Linked DNA regions of Homo sapiens: region 1 is linked to region 2. A link is a loop called in an ENCODE intact Hi-C map of the cell type or tissue named here. Cell type or tissue: B cell. All regions are shown on one strand.

Region 1 (2,500 bases), 44 kb before region 2:
GAGCTCGAGACCAGCTTGGTCAACATAGTGAAACCCCATCTCTACTAAAAATACAAAAATTAGCCAGGCTTGGTGGTGAGTGCCTATAGTCCCAGCTACTCTGGAGGCTAAGGCAGGAGAATTGCTTAAACCAGGGAGGCAGAGGTTGCAATGAGCCGAGATTGCACCACTGCACTCCAGCCTAGGCGACACAGCAAAATTCCATCTCCAAAACAAAACAAAACAAAAAAAAACAAACAAACAAACAAAAAAAAACAAAAGGCCGGGTGCGGTGGCTCACACCTGTAATCCCAGCACTTTGGGAGGCCGAGGCAGGCGGATCATGAGGTCAGGAGATCGAGACCATCCTGGCTAACACGGTGAAACCCCGTCTCCACTAAAAATACAAAAAATTAGCCGGGCACGGTGGCGGGCGTCTGTAGTCCCAGCTACTAGGGAGGCTGAGGCAGGAGAATGGTGTGAACCCAGGAGGCGGAGCTTGCAGTGAGCCAAGATCGCGCCACTGCAGTCCAGCCTGGGCGAAAGAGCAGACTCCGTCTCAAAAAAAAAAAAAAAAAAAAGGCCTTAGTCTAGGTCAGTGGTTCTCAGGCTTGAGTGGGCATTGGCATCAGGTGGAGAGCTTGTAAAAATAGATCAACTGGGCCCCACCCCCAGGGGTTCTGATTCTGTAGGGCTGGTATTTGCATTTCTAACAAGTTCCTAGGTGATGCTCCTGCTGCTGCTAGTTCTGGGACCACGCTGTGAGAACCACTGGTCTAGTAATGGGTATTAGCAAATGTTTAATTCCAGGAAGGAGCAAAACAGTTGTGGGGACCTGGAGGGTGGACAAGTATGGTGGTAGCACTGGGGGTGGGTGTGCCATATGCTAGATTTAGACAGGAACTCCAGTTCTGGGTCAGATTCTGAGGATCTGGGGCTAGTGAGGAGTAGTGAAATACATACTAGGCTTGTCATCTATTCAGTAAATAATAACTGAGCGTCCACTGCATGCCAGGCAGCAGGGATGCCACAATGCCCTCGTGGGGCTTACTACAGTCTATACCAGCAGTTTGAAACTAGGGCTTCCCAGGAAATACTGGCAATACCTGGAGACAATTCTACTTATTAGAACTTGGCAGGGAATGGGGGTTGAGTGCTACTGGCATCTAGTGGGCAGAGGCCAGGGATGCTGCCAAACATTCTACAATGCACACAGAGGACAACGCCCACCAACAGACAATGATCCAGCCCAAATGTCAATACTGCTGAGGTGAAGAAGCCATGGTCTACATTTAAATTGAGACGGAGAAATGAAACACGATGTGTCCGTCAGTATGTCTGTCAACGCCAACCCAGTGTCTTCCTTTATGAAGAAGCTGACCATAACTCCAAACAACCACCTTCGGTCTCGGATGCTGTTGGGAATTTGACTTTCAAATTATTTCACAAGTATGAATTATGACACCATTTAACCTCCTCTAAAAAGAGAAGTATATTTTAAAAAGAAGAAATGAAAATCTGACAAGCAAAGCCCTTCTTGTCTCTACAATGCAGCAGAGGCTGGATCACTGCTCCTCTCGATGGTACTTTCAGATGAGAAGCTCAGATGAGAAGCTCCTTGGAGAGTCTTTGGGAGAAAGAAAACCTACCAGGAAAACACAAAGGGAGTTAACCTTTTTCTCAAGAGGACTGTATTTGAAATGCAGATCTTAAGCCACACGGGTAGGCTGGGCACCCTCCTGGGAAGGCTCCCACTCTGAATCCAGACAGCAATGTCTGTATTGGGGAGCAAGTGATGAAAGGTGCTTCTTAGGAAGAGGTGGGTACCCCTGGGACATCAAGCATGAGGGGCTTCAGTACATGACAGGCATGGGAGGCACTAAAGGGGTGAATATGAGACATGCTGCAGCAAATTGGATGTGCCCAAATCCCCAGGCCCAAGAATGAGTGAGTTTGGGGGAGGATATGTGAGCAAAACCACTGAGTCTGAAAAAATAGGATCAGAGTTCCTGGGTATATATTATGAAGCTGAGGAAAACCCAACACAAGAGAGTTGACTCTTTTTTTTTTTTTTTTTTTTCCTATTTAAACATGTGGTGAGAAAGCAAAAATGAGCTGCACTGAGTAAGTAGCAATCTGCCCAGCCATTCTTGAGGCTGGGGCAACAGACACAGATAAGGCCACCTGCAAAGTGATCAGGAAACAGTGTTTCTCTCCCAAGCATATGCAGTAGTTGCAAAGTGTCCTTAACAACCCTCTTCTTGGAGTGCTCCTACTTTCTCACTCCCTGACAAAGTATGTGATTTTAGAGACAAACTACCAGAAACTTGGTTTTTAAAAAAATTATATCAGGAAGAATGAAACAGTCCACTCTGGCCTGAAGGCGCTAAGCCACTTGACCCAGAGAAGCAGTCTTCATTTCCAGCCCAAGTGCAGCGCCTCATGTAACGGGTTTCTGGACACAGCACTACACATCTATCTTCACTTGGTAGCTGCCAAAGAAACAGGACCTGAGTCCACC
Region 2 (2,500 bases):
AGTTGGAGGAGGACGATGAGTTCAGGTTTAGGCAAACGGATATGAATTTAAGATCTTCAAGTGGAGATACTGAAGTAAGCAGGCAGTTGGACATACAGCTCTGAGGTTCAGGAAAGAAATGTGCTGAGATAAAAACTTTCAAGTATTATATTTGACATTGACATTGCTATCAACAGTAACTCAATTTATTATTGGCAGCTAAAACTAATATTAATAGCAATAATAAGAGTCATACACACACACACACACACACACACACACACACACACACACACACAGTCCTCCTACACAAAGAAGATAAAGGCCAGGAATCATAAAACAAACAAAAGGAATGAACTGTTTGCTGACTGAGTCAATGGTCGTTTTCACTTCAACCACTTGAATAAAAGAAGAAAAACTGCATCCAGTGTTCCTTTCCAAGATGGGGACTTGCTCTTTTGTAAATGTTCACAGGAATCTGAATGTGACCATATGCAACAGAAGTGAGCTCAAGAGCTGGGACACTAGTTTTCAGATCTTGAAAAATATCATATATTGATTGCTGAAAGGAACAATGCTGACTCAAAGAAACTTCAACATTGAAAAAAAAAGTTTAAATGAAACGGTTTTTAATTTCTAGGTATCTGCCCTTTCTGCCTGACTCATCTCTAGAGGGATTCAGTGTTCGAAAAGTTTCCTTTTCAGATTCTGCTTCTAATGCATGATGACACTGGGCAAGGTTGCTGAGGGCGGGTGGAGGGGTGGATGTCCTACAGCTGCAGAAGATGATGCAACCTTTAAAATGTTATCCCACCAAAAAAAAAAAAAAAGAAAGAAAAAAAAACAACAACACTTAAAAGCCACCCATAAACCTGAATTAGAGAGGTTGCCAATACCCCGTCCCCCAAATCTGCTGGCACAAATGTCAAAGCAAAAATTTCAGCACTAAATCGAATTAACAAACATGCCTTAAGCACAGCACGAGAGTAGCTTATTATAATTTGGAAAATTCCACAGTATTTATCAACTCCTAAGCAAGGCTACAATGCTCAGAAGTATACCACAGTAGACGTCATCGGCAGCCACAAGCGCGAGGGCTCTGGGTGTGTTGCTGTGGTAACCGCGTACTCAGCAGCAACATGCTGCCTGCCTCTCACTAGCCCAGAACCAGAGGCAGAAGGAAACAGCCAGCTTCCTGAAGGGAACAACCCAGGGAGTCACAGCACAGGCCATCTCCATCATTCACACCTGCGGGAGACTTCCTTTCAACAGTCTGAAATTATCTCCAACTAACTCTTAGAGAAAAGGTGCACAATTCCTTCACTCTAGTGCAGAACCACAGTCAGCACACCCAAGCACAAAGCACTAGAGAAATGTACAAGGAGCGGAGAGAGATTGGCCAGTGTCTGAAAAGTGTCAGGGTCATGCACTTAGGCGGGTCCAGGAATGAGGGGTTTTTCTGGGAAGCAGATAGAGAAGTACTGGTCCATTTCCAAAGTCATCCTGAGAAGCATTCCCTAGAGAGATCAGCAAGAAAGAAAGCAGCAAACTAGAGCATGAGCCTTTTGAGGGAAGTCGTTCCCACACAGAGGGAGAGCTAAAAAAGAAGACAGGACAAACAACTAGTACATGAGGACATGGAAACCCTAAAAGAGGAATTGGAAGCCTCCAGCACCAAACCCCACAACGTACTTTTGGATATTCCACATTAAGTTGAAATCAAATAGAAACTGTCGAACATACCTTTTCTACCGGCAGAAAGTCATTTTCTACTTCAATTGACCTTGGTCTTAGTTTGATTGGCTTGTCTTTGAAAATGTCTCCAAAGCCCACTCCCTTAACTTTCTTGGGCTGGATTGCTGCAGTTGCCACTGTCCCGTTGGCACCTTCAGACTTGGTGCTGCTTGAGTCACCCCCATCACTCTCGGAGCCTGTGGTTTCCCTTAAACCTGTCAAGAGTGGGGATGGGGAGAGAAAGAGCTCAGAAATCAGCCAGAGCCCTGAAGAAGAACTTCACAACCAGCCAGGAACCACCTCTAAAAGTGTGACTGGGCACAGGATAACTTGCACTAGGCTTTTGTATTCAGTATGTTGAGTAGTTTGACTGGCTCTGAGTTTTGTTTGATCTCCCCACCCCTTACTTTTAATTTTAAGATGTGAATCAAAACAACTTTTCAGAAAATCTAATTCCAAAGCAGATATCTTTGTACATGTGAAATTCACCCCTCTTTAGCCGGGAGCCTGGTTTTGATCCAAATTTGTTTTCCCATAGCCTGTGCAATAGCAACCCTTCCCACCCACCTTGTTGCCTCCCCACCCAGTCAGTACCACATACTGTACCTCCAATCTCTATGACTCATGTCAATTAGCAATTAGCAATGAAAGTAACATTTCCTAAAGGGAAACTGTAAAGCTAAAAGCCATTTAAACAAATGAGCAATTAAAGAAACCACACAAAATTATAACTGCCAAAGAATTCAATCTTTTTGGATGGCTTCACAAGGAATAAATGCATGCAGAC

What was found. Peaks named below come from ENCODE experiments on the same cell type or tissue, not always from the same donor. Only the 100,000 strongest peaks of a DNase experiment are listed, where the experiment ranks them.
Region 1: a loop joins it to region 2, with 2.5 times the contacts of the local background. A loop is called at or near these places in 8 of 110 quality-filtered maps.

The regions. Positions count from the first base shown.
Region 1 is chrX:19,637,869-19,640,368 of GRCh38, forward strand. All of the region lies in intron 7 of SH3KBP1 (SH3 domain containing kinase binding protein 1), which reads right to left. The region is part of intron 1 of LOC124905255 (a long non-coding RNA gene); the gene reads left to right. Among named protein-coding and RNA genes, the nearest start is that of MAP3K15, 120 kb to the left of the region's middle. In B cell, no CTCF peak of the experiment used is centred here; a DNase peak (open chromatin) is centred at 1,453; H3K27ac peaks cover 718 bases.
Region 2 is chrX:19,682,101-19,684,600 of GRCh38, forward strand. SH3KBP1 (SH3 domain containing kinase binding protein 1) reads right to left here. Exons shown (of 18, transcript NM_031892.3): 6 at 1,723-1,928. Among named protein-coding and RNA genes, the nearest start is that of MAP3K15, 170 kb to the left of the region's middle. In B cell, no CTCF peak of the experiment used is centred here; a DNase peak (open chromatin) is centred at 1,091; H3K27ac peaks cover 1,795 bases.